Regions from separate parts of the Homo sapiens genome. Here all the other regions are linked to region 2. A link is a contact called in ENCODE Hi-C or POLR2A ChIA-PET data. All regions are on one chromosome and are shown on one strand. Each heading gives the region's core, a stretch centred on a gene start or an enhancer-like site at or near the end of the contact. The rest is flanking DNA. Distances are from core to core; before and after follow the strand shown. Region 1 overlaps ACSL4 (acyl-CoA synthetase long chain family member 4). Region 2 holds the start of AMMECR1 (AMMECR nuclear protein 1). Region 3 holds the start of NXT2 (nuclear transport factor 2 like export factor 2).

What was found. A loop is a pair of places that touch in the nucleus more often than their neighbours do. ChIA-PET counts read pairs that join two places held with the same protein, here RNA polymerase II (POLR2A). Pooled maps may share reads with other maps.
Region 1: a loop to region 2 is called in a pooled map, with 5 times the contacts of the local background. The contact joins the enhancer-like site here to the promoter of AMMECR1 in region 2. A Hi-C loop is called at or near these places in 1 of 37 single-sample maps with no recorded cell type and 4 of 50 pooled maps. POLR2A ChIA-PET finds 5 or more read pairs at or near these places in 1 of 52 experiments (activated T-cell).
Region 3: a loop to region 2 is called in a map of CD8-positive, alpha-beta T cell, with 31 times the contacts of the local background. The contact joins the promoter of NXT2 here to the promoter of AMMECR1 in region 2. A Hi-C loop is called at or near these places in 8 of 168 maps with a recorded cell type or tissue (B cell, CD4-positive, alpha-beta T cell, CD4-positive, alpha-beta memory T cell and 4 more), 2 of 37 single-sample maps with no recorded cell type and 19 of 50 pooled maps.

The regions. Positions count from the first base shown.
Region 1 is chrX:109,707,106-109,711,364 of GRCh38, forward strand. The region is part of intron 1 of ACSL4 (acyl-CoA synthetase long chain family member 4); the gene reads right to left. Among named protein-coding and RNA genes, the nearest start is that of ACSL4, 24 kb to the right of the region's middle. Within about 2 kb of position 2,191, at least 8 of the 41 ENCODE cell types and tissues checked have a DNase peak (open chromatin) inside an H3K27ac peak, as active enhancers do.
Region 2 is chrX:110,316,262-110,320,280 of GRCh38, forward strand. AMMECR1 (AMMECR nuclear protein 1) reads right to left here and starts at 1,824. Exons shown (of 6, transcript NM_015365.3): 1 at 1,338-1,824. The coding sequence starts at 1,810. LOC105373312 (a long non-coding RNA gene) reads left to right here and starts at 1,991. Exons shown (of 4, transcript XR_938504.3): 1 at 1,991-2,187. RefSeq lists silencers at 1,337-1,492, 1,537-1,596, 1,790-2,124, 1,857-2,006 and an enhancer at 1,687-1,816.
Region 3 is chrX:109,534,540-109,538,531 of GRCh38, forward strand. It overlaps NXT2 (nuclear transport factor 2 like export factor 2), which reads left to right and starts at 2,305. Exons shown (of 4, transcript NM_001242617.2): 1 at 2,305-2,482; 2 at 3,506-3,592. The coding sequence starts at 2,468. RefSeq lists enhancers at 2,286-2,485, 2,776-2,835 and a silencer at 2,616-2,665.

The DNA of each region.
Region 1 (4,259 bases), core at 941-3,440, 610 kb before region 2:
ATTTTTAGAAACATAGACCCTTAGAGTTAAAATATGGTCCGTTTAGACAATTCTCAAAGTACCAGCTGGAGTTACCAGTTCCTTGCAGTACTACTACTTATAATATTGCATCCTTATTTTAATTCCTGCCATGAATAACTTTTATTTACTAAAACAGATAGCAATGCACTGGGGGTCCATAAAAACTAGTGCCAATTAAGAATAAAGAAATTACTCAGTGCTGCCAAAAGTATACAAAAAGGCACTTTATATACTGTTGACAAAAGTAGAAATTAGTACATGCTAAATAGAAAATAACTTGGTAATATGTGACAACAGGCCTTCAGTTATACTTCCTGCACTTGTAATTTCACTTTCTATTTCTGGGAATATCCTAAAGCCACAGTTCTCAAACTTTCGGGCACCAGAGACCAGAGGCGGAGCTCAGGCAGAAATGCTCACTTGTCGCTCACCTCCTGCTGTGCAGCACAGCTCCTAACAGGCCATGGACCAGTACCGGTCCATGGTCTGGGAGTTGCGGACCCCTATCCTAAAGGAAATCATTAGAGATTCACACAAAAAAATAGAGGACAGTCATCATGGTGGTATGGATAACAGAAAAAAAAAATAGGAACAACTTCAAATTCCCAATAGGTGATTGGTAAAATAATGTATCCATGTGATCAAATACTATGCGGCCATCAAATGCAGCATTGCCAGAGTATTTAAGAGTATGAGAAAATGTTTAAGATATATGAAGTGAAATTGGTTTAAGATGAAACTTCATACTCAAGATCAACTTCCTCAAATTTATGTAGGCTATAAACCAAAATGTTAATCTCTAGGTTGCAGAATTACAGGTGATTTTTTTTTTTATTGAGACAAGGTCTTGCTCGGTTACCCAGGCAGGAATCCAGTGGTGCAATCTTGGCTCACTGCAGCCTCGACCTCTTGGGCTCAAGCCATCCTTCCACCTCAGCCTCCTGAGTAGCTGGGACTACAGGCATGCGCCACCACATCAGGCTAATTTTTTGTATTTTTGGTAGAGACAGGGTTTCACCACATTGCCCAGGCTGGTCTCCAACTCCTGGGCTCAAGCGATCCATCTGCCTCAGCCTCCCAAAGTAATGGGATTACAGGCATGAGCCACTGCACCCACGTAGAGGTTATTTTTAGTTTTATCCTTATAATTTCCCTACATTTTCTAAAACTTCTACAGTGAATGTTACTTTTATCATTTAATAATAAAGTAGAAAATATAGCACCAGCCTTTCAATTAATTCTAATGTGTGTCTATGTATTGATAGTAACAATGAATATGGTCCAAAAGGTGTTTAGCCCTACTCAAGTGGCAAAGTAATACTGTAAAAGGAGCTAAAAGTTGGCTTTATTTGTACTAAGGAAAGCAGGTTAGATCTTCGGTTTTTAAATTAGGCTCAAAGCAAAATAAACTCTTCTTTTGCTCATGTAATATAACCTATAAGCTAAATAAAATGAGGGTTTTCTTCCTTACTATAACTACCATGGTTAACTGTTTTCTGAAGCTAAGCATCCTTTTGGTGTCCCTTATGTCAAAACGTGACTAACAAAAATTGACTGGTACAAGCTGAGTCTCCCTAATCTGAAAATCCAAAATCTGAAATGCTCCAAAATCTGAAACGTTGTGAGCACCAACATGACACACAAAGGACATTCTCATTGGAGTATTTCAGATTTTTGGATTAGGGATGCTCAACCAGTCAGTATATAATGCAAATATTCCAAAACCTGAAAAATTCCAAAATCCAAACACTTCTGGCCCCAGGCATTTTGGATAAGAGATACTCAACCTGTAATAGCAAGTTAACAGACAATATCAAAAAGCCAGACAATCATGAGGGGTTCTGCACAGATGAAAGTATAAATTTCTTTAAAGCTAAGAGTTCTACTTACTTATCCTATTAAAACAAATGGGAACTCAAATGCCAGATTATATCTGCATGAGATAGAATAGGTACCATGCCATACTTGCAACCTTCTGCCCCATAATGAAAATGTTTTTCAACTGACCAGAATCAGTCCCCTACAGGAAATTAAGCCTGCCCCAGGAGAAGGTAACTCAAGCAAAAGGAACCAAATGAATATCATTCCTTTGATGTCTGTGATTAGTAGACCCAGAGGGCTACTTTCCACACGGGTGATCAGAGGGCCTGTGAAAGGAGGGGATTTCAGAAGTGAGCTTTCCATCAGTACTTTCTTCTTTACAACCTGGTTCTGGGACCAAATACTCAAACTTCAAAGGGTATCATCTTACCTGTCTAGCTTCAGACATTCCAATCAACTGTGCTATCACATTACAAATGTGTACTAGCTGACTTCAAAAAGTAGGAGGCAGAAAAGGCTGAATCATTTCTTTCTCTCAAAGTTTTTCTTTCGAAATGTTTCGAGCAGTGGTAAAATATCATTAAGTAATTTCACTTCCTGTAAGGCCCACACATCTACAAATGTGTCCTGCAATAACCCCAACAGGGTCTGGCAGCATGGAGTTCACAATGCTAAAAAGTATAAAAAGAATACAGCTGCTACGCATACAATTCCAGTATAATAATACAACAGAATATTTTCTCAAAAATTAACTTTTACTCCAAAGTAGAGGGAAATCTCTCTGTCACTGATGGTTCGCTAAACTGGGTTGAGCCAGTACTTCGGAAGCTAGAGTCACAAACCTGATCCCCAGATAAACTGGTTAAAATGAAGGCGAGGCCGGGTGCGGTGGCTCACGCCTGTAATCCCAGCACTTTGGGAGGCTGCAGCAGGCGGATCACGGAGGTCGGTAGTTCAAGACTAGCCTGACCAACACGGAGAAAACCCGTCTCTACTAAAAACACAAAATTAGCCGGGCCTGGTGGTGCATGCCTGTAATCCCCTCTACTCAGGAGGCTGAGGCAGGAGAATCGCTTGAACCCGGGAGGCGGAGGTTGCAGTGAGCCAAGATCACGCCATTGCACTCCAGCCTGGGCAACAAGAGTGAAACTCTGTCTCAAAAAATAAAATAAAATAAAATGTAGGTGAACACATTTCCCAGCTTTCTGAGGACTGTCCTGTGGTTGTCCCAGCATAATTATCAAACCCCTCTTTCTTTTGCAAAAATATCCTAATGATGACCCTAGTTGTATCCTAACTTTCATCCCATAGAGAACAAGGCAAGAATGTATGGGTATATTAGCAGAAGCCAACCTTCACTCCTGGAAAAACACTTCCAAGTAAAAACTCCTGTTTGAATCCACAGTCATATACGACGGGCAAGTAAATGAAAGCACCAGCTGCACACCATTAATCACACAAACACACAAGACTCTTTATTCCAAGTGTTTTTCAATGATATCAAATTACTACAATCTTAGTTTATGTGCAACATTTATAATCCAATTTCTAGAATCTAGATTAACACCTTAACTGATGACTTCAAACTGAAGTCAATTTCTCATCTCACAAAAAACACACTTGTATCTTAAACAGATATAGGATAAATCAGATGCATTGTAAGAAAATATCTCCGTGTATAGGTATTTGATTTGTGACTTTAAAAAAGTATAGTCCTATTTAATAAGTTATGTTCACCCTTTAACTAATTTTATTTTTTAATTTTTAATTTTTTTTGTTGAGAGATGGGGTCTTGCTTTGTCACCCAGGCTGGAGTACAGTGGCACAATCATAGCTCACTGCTGCCTTGAACTTCTGGGCTCAGGGGATCCTCCTGCCTTAGCCTCCTATAACTAGGACTTAGAAACTCACCACTGCATCCAGCTAACTTATTTTTTTATTTTTGTAGAGTAAGCATCTCACTATCTTAACCAGGCTGGTATTAAACTTCTGGGCTCAAGTGATCCTCCGGCCTTGGTTGCCCAAAGGGTTGGGATTACAGGCATGAGCCACTGCACTCAGCCTAACTTTAAAAATCAGAGAAAAGGATATTGCCAAGTTAACTTTAACAATCAAACAAAAACCCTAGCCTTGCAGGAAATACATATTTCACACCAATTTTATTTTTGTAATAAACATGTAACCAGTTATAATTTCCCATCTATGGTTTTTTGGAAAATATGTGTCAATAGCCTCAGAGTTGCATATCAAATGAAGCATTTCATTCCCAATCAAGAATAAAAGACTAAAGCAAACCTGTATTTCTAAACTAATCCAGATCCTATAAGCTCCAGCTCTTTTTATGGTAGGTAGTACCAGACACAGACCATTCCATTTACTAAGGAAGACTATGCCCCAGCTGAGAGGCAATCCAGTAT
Region 2 (4,019 bases), core at 574-3,073:
AGTCTAGGCAGAAATGTTTATACTTATACAACAGTAGTCCAATCCTCTAATCTCACAAAATGAAAAGGAGCAGTTTTAAAAGAACATCAATTCAGGTATTTATGATATGGGGGACAAGGGGCACTTGTCTTAGCTGGAAAAGGGGCTGATGCCTTTCAGTACGAGTTTCACTGAAATTTTTTCTGTATTATTTTTCTTGTTGATGCTAAGTACTCAAATAAAAGCAATTGCACTTTTTCTCATTCTGCCCTCTCTTGGTCTTTACATTCTGTCTAGCATTTAACGCAAAAAGTCAGTTTACATTCAGTTTACACATTAAAAAAAAAAAACCATATGCCCCACCTCCCACACATCCAAATGGACAGGGATTAGAATTAACCTGGCTTTTAGCTGTAACAGTGCTATTTTAAAATTTTTCAACCACACACTTGAAGGGTAAAATAATTTAAGATACAAAACCAAAGGAAACCATAACAATTCCTACACATTTACTATTTAACTGTTCTCAAATCATCAAGTATAACATGGATTTCTTAAAAAGTGAAATCGACACAAAAGCGAATGCACGCTTAATGTACAAACTGACCGTGGCTCTGTGGGGACAGTTCTCTTTGAATGAGCTATTATCCAGACGGTGGAATGGAAAAAAAAAAAAAAAAGGTCGCACTCTTCAAATGTGAGGAAGCCGGCAGTGCGCTCGCTACACGAGAAACACATTTTAATGGGTGTATTTGGATAAAAATAAGTAGTAAGGGAAAAATGTGTTTTAAGAAACCTCCCCCCTTCCCAGGGCACAAGAAAACCCAGAGGAGAAGATGGGTAACCTCACAAGCTCCAGAGCTAAGTTCCATCACTAACAGAAGTTGGATAGTTGCTATTTTTCATCCTGCAATGGGATAGTAGTTCTCCATGTGCAAGATACGCGGGGCGGGAATACTGGCGGGGCTTTCACTTGGGGTAATGGAAACCAAAGTGAGGAGAGGTCAACACCTTGAGTAACCCAGATCTCCAAAACCGGGGCAGGGTGAGGGGTGGTGGGGGTGGTGAAGGAGACAAGTAAAGGAGTCAAAACTCCTCGAAGTCATCGCAAAGAGAAAGCTAACACCTCTAGGAGCCACGGGGCCATTCCTTGCAGCAGCACCCTGCTCCAAGTGTGGGGTGCCTGCCTCGGAGGGCAAAAAGCGCAGGGTGCCCTTAGTTCAGTTGAGTAGCTCCGGGGACCCGGGCAGCGAGAGGGCAGGGGCATCCGCCGGCCGGGAGGCGGACTCGCACTTTGCCTCAACTCTGAGCCCCATCCCGAGCGCAAGGGAGAGGGCGGCGGAGGGCACGGTACTCACTAGGGCTCGTTGGTGAATCGGGGGGTCCGGGGCTGCTGGTATCCATACAGGTGACAGTAGAGCACATCGAAGCAAAAGCAGCACATCTCTGCTGACACCACCATCTTCCGGGAGCCCGGCGATGAGGACGAGGCGGCGGACGATGAGGAGGGTGAGGAAGAGGTGGCGGCGGCCGGGGTAGAAAGTAGGGTCCCCACTCCGCAGCTCGGAGGTGGCGACAGGGCGATCCCCCCGCCGCCGCCGCCGCAGCCCTGGGGGGGAGAGAGGGTACAGCCGCTGCCGCTACCTCCTCCGGTTAGACCTCCCAGCCCGTTGAGCCGCGTACCGGCGCCTCCTAGTCCCAGCTCCCCAGCTCGGCACTGGCTCTCTCCGCTGCAGTGGGAGGAGGAGGAGGCGCCACCACCGCCACCCGAGCCAGAGGGGGGCGAACTGGACAGTTTCTGCTTCTTCACCCCGCAGCAACCCGCCGCCATCTTGGAACAGTCTCCCCCACGCAGCGTTTCCGACCCATAAGTGAGGCGAGCTGGCGGCGGGGGCGAGCACGCTGCGGCTCAGGCCGCCGGGGGCGCGCCAGAGGCTGGCGGGGCGCGCGCGCGCCGCTCCCGGCCCCGTCTGCCTAGCCACGCGGCTGCCCCGCGCGCGCCCCCGCCTCGGTGCGCGCTCCTCGCTTTCGCGGCTGGGCGCCTCGCGCCTGTCCCGCCCGACTCGTGCCTCTTCTGAGCCGCAGCCCCAGCCCCAGCCCCAATCTCAATCTCTCCGGCCGGCAGAGGTTGGAAGACAGGAAGCCGATTAGAAAGGAAGGTGAAGGAAACAAGAGTCAGACAGCGGAAAGTGGGAGCAAAGGGAGAAGGTGGGCACGCCCGGGAAGGAAGGAGGGAAAGGGAAACTAGTGGGGGTAGGGGGGAAGAAAGGAGAAAGTCCGAAGTAAGCATCCAGGTCCCAAAGCACAGCTCAGTAACCCCCCGCCGCAAGCAGTATTAATGACACTTAAGCCCAGTTACGTGGAACCTGAGCCACCCGGCCTCAAATACACGGGTTTCTGAACTGTTGGAGTGTGAGCGAGCAGGTGCCCAGAGCTCCATACCTGAGACCGCCCCTGTAAAGTGTGTACAAAGCAATCCAGGAAATGGCCACGCTGCTGTCTTTTTAATTCCAGCCTAAGCACACACCAGGGTACTCTTTCCTTTCCTTATGGAGAAATATTCAAGTCCGACTGAATCTATGTATCTTGTACTTGTTCCCCCAACTTACCCTCCTTGCCCCGTTTAAACATTTAAAAGCCAAAAATAAAGTCCTAACTAATACTTCACTGGTTCAAAGATACTAATTGTGCTTTGGGACTTGCAGTGGTGGACTTTTCTGGTTTTGGTTTTTATTTCTTGGCTTGGGTACAAAGCAATTAGGAATATTATCTGTAGTGCTCAGATCTTAGAGATAAATAGGGAAGGTAATGTACTTAGTCACAAATTGAAAGATTTTGTTCAAGTATATAATTAGCTCTTAATATTCATTTTTAAAATTTCTCAATTAAATGCTTGGATGGATGAGGAGACATATGAGTCAGTCCCTTTCTGGGTGCCTAAGTGCAGCTTAATAATAAAAATAATGACAATAATCAAATGTTAAAATTCGTAGAAATGAACGTGATAGAAATAGAAAGCGTAAGTTATTTGCATTGTATCTACACCATGCTAAAACATCTAGATAAAGTCAGGTATCTGCATATTTAAAAACTGCAGATTGATTTTTGTCACCTTTTTTCTACATGCGTGGGATCTTGCAGATAGCTGGGGGCTGTTCATTCCACTCAGGGAATAAAAACAAAACAATTTATTCATTCAGTAATATTGAGCCTCTGCACCATACTATGTGCACAACACTATACTTCTGTTGAAATCCAGGGCGTACTCAGGAAGTATGCCTCCCGCTCTAAAAGAGTTTATGAATTAAGTCAGATACATGCACATAATCAGATAAATAGCTATTATAGTATGTATTGAACACTTTTTAGGTCTCCAATACCATACCTCGTCCTACCCCATAATCCTTCAGAATAAGATACTATCTCGTTTTATCTTCACAACAATGCTCTGAGGTTACTCATTAACAGATGAGGCTATTAAACCTCAGAAGTAATTTGCCCAACATCACACACCTAGAAAGTAACAGAGCTAGGATTGGAATGCTGGCATGTCTGATTCCAAAAACCATGCCATTATACTACATTGCCTCTCACTAACAATATATGATAACAAGGCTAAGGATGGACAAAAGATAGTGACATTACACTCCAGCAGGTGGAACCGAGGTTAAACAGAAATAAGAACTTAGTTTTTATGGAAAGATTGAGAGACACTGAAATATGTTACCAAGGAAAGATGAAAAATCTCCTTCCAAAAAGATTTTATGAGATAGATAGATGAAAATCTGGAATGGTTAGATGCAGCCTAAAGACAAAAGGGATAGTTTAATTGGTCGGTGATATGTAATTTCATCCTCTCAAACTTCATCACTGTTAGAATTAACCTTAAGTATGAAACAAATAACAATTCTTTGTCAATTACTAGTGGAGTAAAAAAATGCATTAATATTTTGTCTATGTTACAGAAGAGAAAGCAGATTGGTTTTTTTAAAAAGCACCACAACAACTGGTATGTTAGGGTGTTTTGTACGTTAGGGTGT
Region 3 (3,992 bases), core at 1,055-3,554, 780 kb before region 2:
TGGGATTTGAAAGTTTGGGACTGAAATCCCAGGTCCACTAGCTGTATCATCTTAACCAATTTACTTAACTTCTTTAAACTTAAGTTTAAATTTTTAAAAATCTAGATAATAATGTCTGCCTTTCTGGGGGTTGTGAGGATTGAATGAAATCATATAAAACACAATCTCTCAATCAAGAAAAACAATCACCAATGAAGTAGTAAACATCAGTCATTCTTGGCAAACAGTAGTAGTTAACTTTGCCAGTGTTGGTGAATTTGGGAGAATAGCCTGGGAAAATAAATTCAGATCAGACCAAGGTAGGTATTTAAAGATTATGAGAATTTGGAAGAAAATAGACAATAGAGTTATCAAAGTTTGTGTGGGAGGAGAGAATGAGAGGGGGAATGAGAGGGGGAAAGAGAGAGAAGTGGGGGTGAGAGAGGGAGGAGAGAATGAGATGGGGAAAGTGAGAGAAGTGTGGGGGAGAAAGGGAGGGAGAGAGCCAAGAAGAGCGAGGGAGAAAAACGAAGAGGGTTAGCCGGACGTGGTGGCTGGCGCCTGCAGTCCCAGCTACTCTCCTCGGGAGGCTGAGGCAAGGGAATTACTTGAACCCGGGCGGCGGAGGTTGGCAGCGAGCCAACATCATGCCACTGCACTCCAGCCTGGGCCACAGAGTGAGACTCTGTCTCTAAAAAAAAGAAGAAGAGGAGGAGGAGGAGGAGGAGGGGAGGGGAGGGGAAGAGGGAGAAGGGTTGCTATAGGGAATGGTCAGAACTAAGCAAGTTACTTAGTATTTCTTTGTAACTCAATGTTATGTTTATTGTCTAGCACTCTCATTACACTTTGAGCCTCACAAGGATTCGAAACATGCCTATTTTATTCACCACTCTATATACAGAGCCTTGCACAATCTTTGGCACATAGTGAATACTTGATAAATATTTATTGAATGAATTATGATGAGGAGGAGAGCGGAACCAAAAAAATAAAGATTCCGAGAATTCAAGATAGGTGACTGGGAGAATATAAAAGTTTGGAAGTGCGGAGGAAATAATGAGTTTAAATTTTGGACGTACAAGTTTGAGAAGCCTATAGTGCAGTCACGTTCATGTTTAGCAAAATTATTATGTGTAATTGGAGCTCAGATAAGGGGTGGGGGCTTGGGATAGGTTGTTGAGATTCATTAGCATACGAGTAGCAATTTAGATCACCCTGAAGAAGGGAGGCTTTAAAAGGGGGGATGCACCGGAAGTGACGCCAGTCAGAGGTTAACGGAAAACGGAAGCTGGCTGGCTGAGAAGAAGCTTCCGTTAGTCCTACCTTGAAGAGAAAAGAGCCAGATAAAGAGAAAGATTAAAAGTATGAGAAAATACAGAAGCCACTGGTCTCAGGGAGACAGAGAAGGATACCAAAGAAGAAGTAACTATTATGAGGGGCCACACACCAGCCACTCAAGGTAAAACTACGACATCTAATTAATTTGCCATTTAAATCAGAAGTCATTGGCGGCTTTGGGATGAGAGGTTTTTAAGGGGTGTTGGGGAGCAAAGCCACATTGCCATGACAGTTATATTGCTTGAGTTTGAATCTCAACTAGTTTGTGACCGTAGGCAGATTTTACAGTCTTAGCTGTAAAATGAAGATGATAAAATAATAGCAATTACCTCAGCATTGTTATAATAAGTGAATATATGTAAAACTGATTAGAAAAGCACCTTACATATAGTCAGCACTCGACATTTTAGTTATTGTTAGAATACCTTGCAGAATAAATAGCCCTTAAAAGATGGTGAATAGCACTGTAAACTTAATTTTTGTTGGTGTCCGTGAGACATTTTAAAATGCCAGAATGGAGAAACCAGATGAACTTTTCCTGTTCAATGTGGCTGGGTTAAAATGAAATAGTAATTTTAGGCATACTGCCAAAACGTAGTAATTCAGTGAGGATGATCCTTCCAGAACGTTCCAGAATGCTAAATTGTTCACTAGTCACGCACGCCTTTCCCCAAGCTCTGCCCACTTATCCTATAGGCTACGGAATAGTAGGTCTCCTCGCATTTCTAATTGGTCTTCAGAGGGCTTTGGCTCCGCCTCCTGGGGCAAAAAAGTCCCTGTAATTGAACACTTTCATTTTTGCTTGTCCCCAGGCTTGTCGTTAGAAAAGTAGGGGACTTTCCTGTTGAGTATCATGTTTACAAAAGCAAAGTGGCTTTTAAATTTTAAACTAAGTATCAAACAAGTAGATAAGGTGGATGGGAGGGATCTTCAGGAACTGAAGGGAAGTGGAACTTAAGGTTGGAACATCGGTGTGCTTTTAACGACGGACCGAGCTACTTCCGGGAGAGAATGGGAGGGTGGAAAATTTTGTGCGTTTGGCGGGTTTCGCTCTCTTCATAAGTATTGATCATTCCGCAGCCCTGCGGACCGGACACGTGAGGAGGTAGTGACGCCGACACTGCCAGAACACACTGCTACAAGGTCCCAGATGGCCACGTCTCTGGTGAGTGCCTGGGCCGTGGCAGGACGGCTGGGCGCCGGACTCCAGTGGCTGAGAGGAGGGATTCCGGGGCGGTCTGGCTGCTGCTCACGTGGATAGGTGACGAATCACGTCCCGGCTCTCTGCACTGCGGGGCGGGGCCCACGCTTTGCTGCCCGCCCTGCCGGCCCCACCCCCAGCCTGGTTAGCAGTCGCTTTCTGATCCCGGAAAGGACCCTGAGCTGGGAAATAGCGAGAGGCGGGGATGTTGGGGTTTGTTGTTTATGGCTTGCAGTTTCTTTCTCTCGATTATCTTCCTCTCTAAAAATCACTTTCAGTCACCTGACAAAGAAACTGGCGATTCATTGTTCTTAATTTAGTAATAGACTGGGCCCCGTACATGAATGAGAAGGAAGGTATTCCTTAATTCTCCGGCACGAACGCCAACAGCGTTGCTTTCTTCGGTGTCACAGTTCTTAGGCAAACAGCAGTGAATATTTACGCAATGTGGGAAAGTTTCCTAAGTGGAGCTGCCGGTTTTTCAAGTAGTTGAACTACTTTCGTGTGTGTGTGTGTGTGTGTGTGTGTGTGTTTCCCATTCATCAACTTTGGAGTTTGGCTCTAACACCTCACTTGAAAACAGAAAACAATTTCCTAGCTTATTCAGTGGCAGTTTTTGCCGCTCTCTCTCCTTTTCTAAGGTTCAGGTGGTGTCATTTTCATTGCCGTGAATGTTTGTAAAATATTGAAAGTCTAAAGTGCTTAGTTGCCAAGAAAAGATTATAAATTTATATGTGGAGACTGAAAAAGACTCAGATTCATTGAGAAGATTATGTCCTAAAGACATGCACTTAAAATTAGTGAAAAATTTTAAAATTGCAAACTTCAGAGTCCGGCCTTTAAAATGTCTGAATTTATATGAAAGAATGTGGACTGTATATAGAGCTACATAGTGGTTGAAATAAATCATCAGCTTCTGTCAGTGGTTTTGTGTTTGTGAGGGGTTGAAAAGGTTGGTAATCTATACTTCTGGAATTTTTCTTGTAGGATTTTAAAACTTATGTAGATCAGGCATGTAGAGCTGCTGAGGAGTTTGTCAATATTTACTATGAGACAATGGATAAAAGAAGACGGGTGAGTGTTATAGACTCTACTACTCTTTATAGACTACTACTCTTTATTAAATACCAGGTTGTGTCTGGAGCCAGCGTTTCATCTGACTTGCATAAGTGGTAACTGTGGATTTACTCTTTAAAAGCAAATTGCTCAGGGAAGGATTGGTATGGCATTAGTGGGAACATGGGCTCTGGAATCATATCCCAGGTTTACTTTTACCTAGTTCTTTGACCTGGAGCAAGTTGCCATTTTCCCTTAACCTCATTTTATTTTCAGGTTGGTAAGTATGAATTAATTAAAATACCGCACTTAACATTAGGCCCAGCATATTTTCTTAAATATGTTTCCTTTTCTTAGTTCCATCAATTAACCAATATGGTTAAGGTATTATTAGTGCTAATGAAGGGGTGGGTCATTA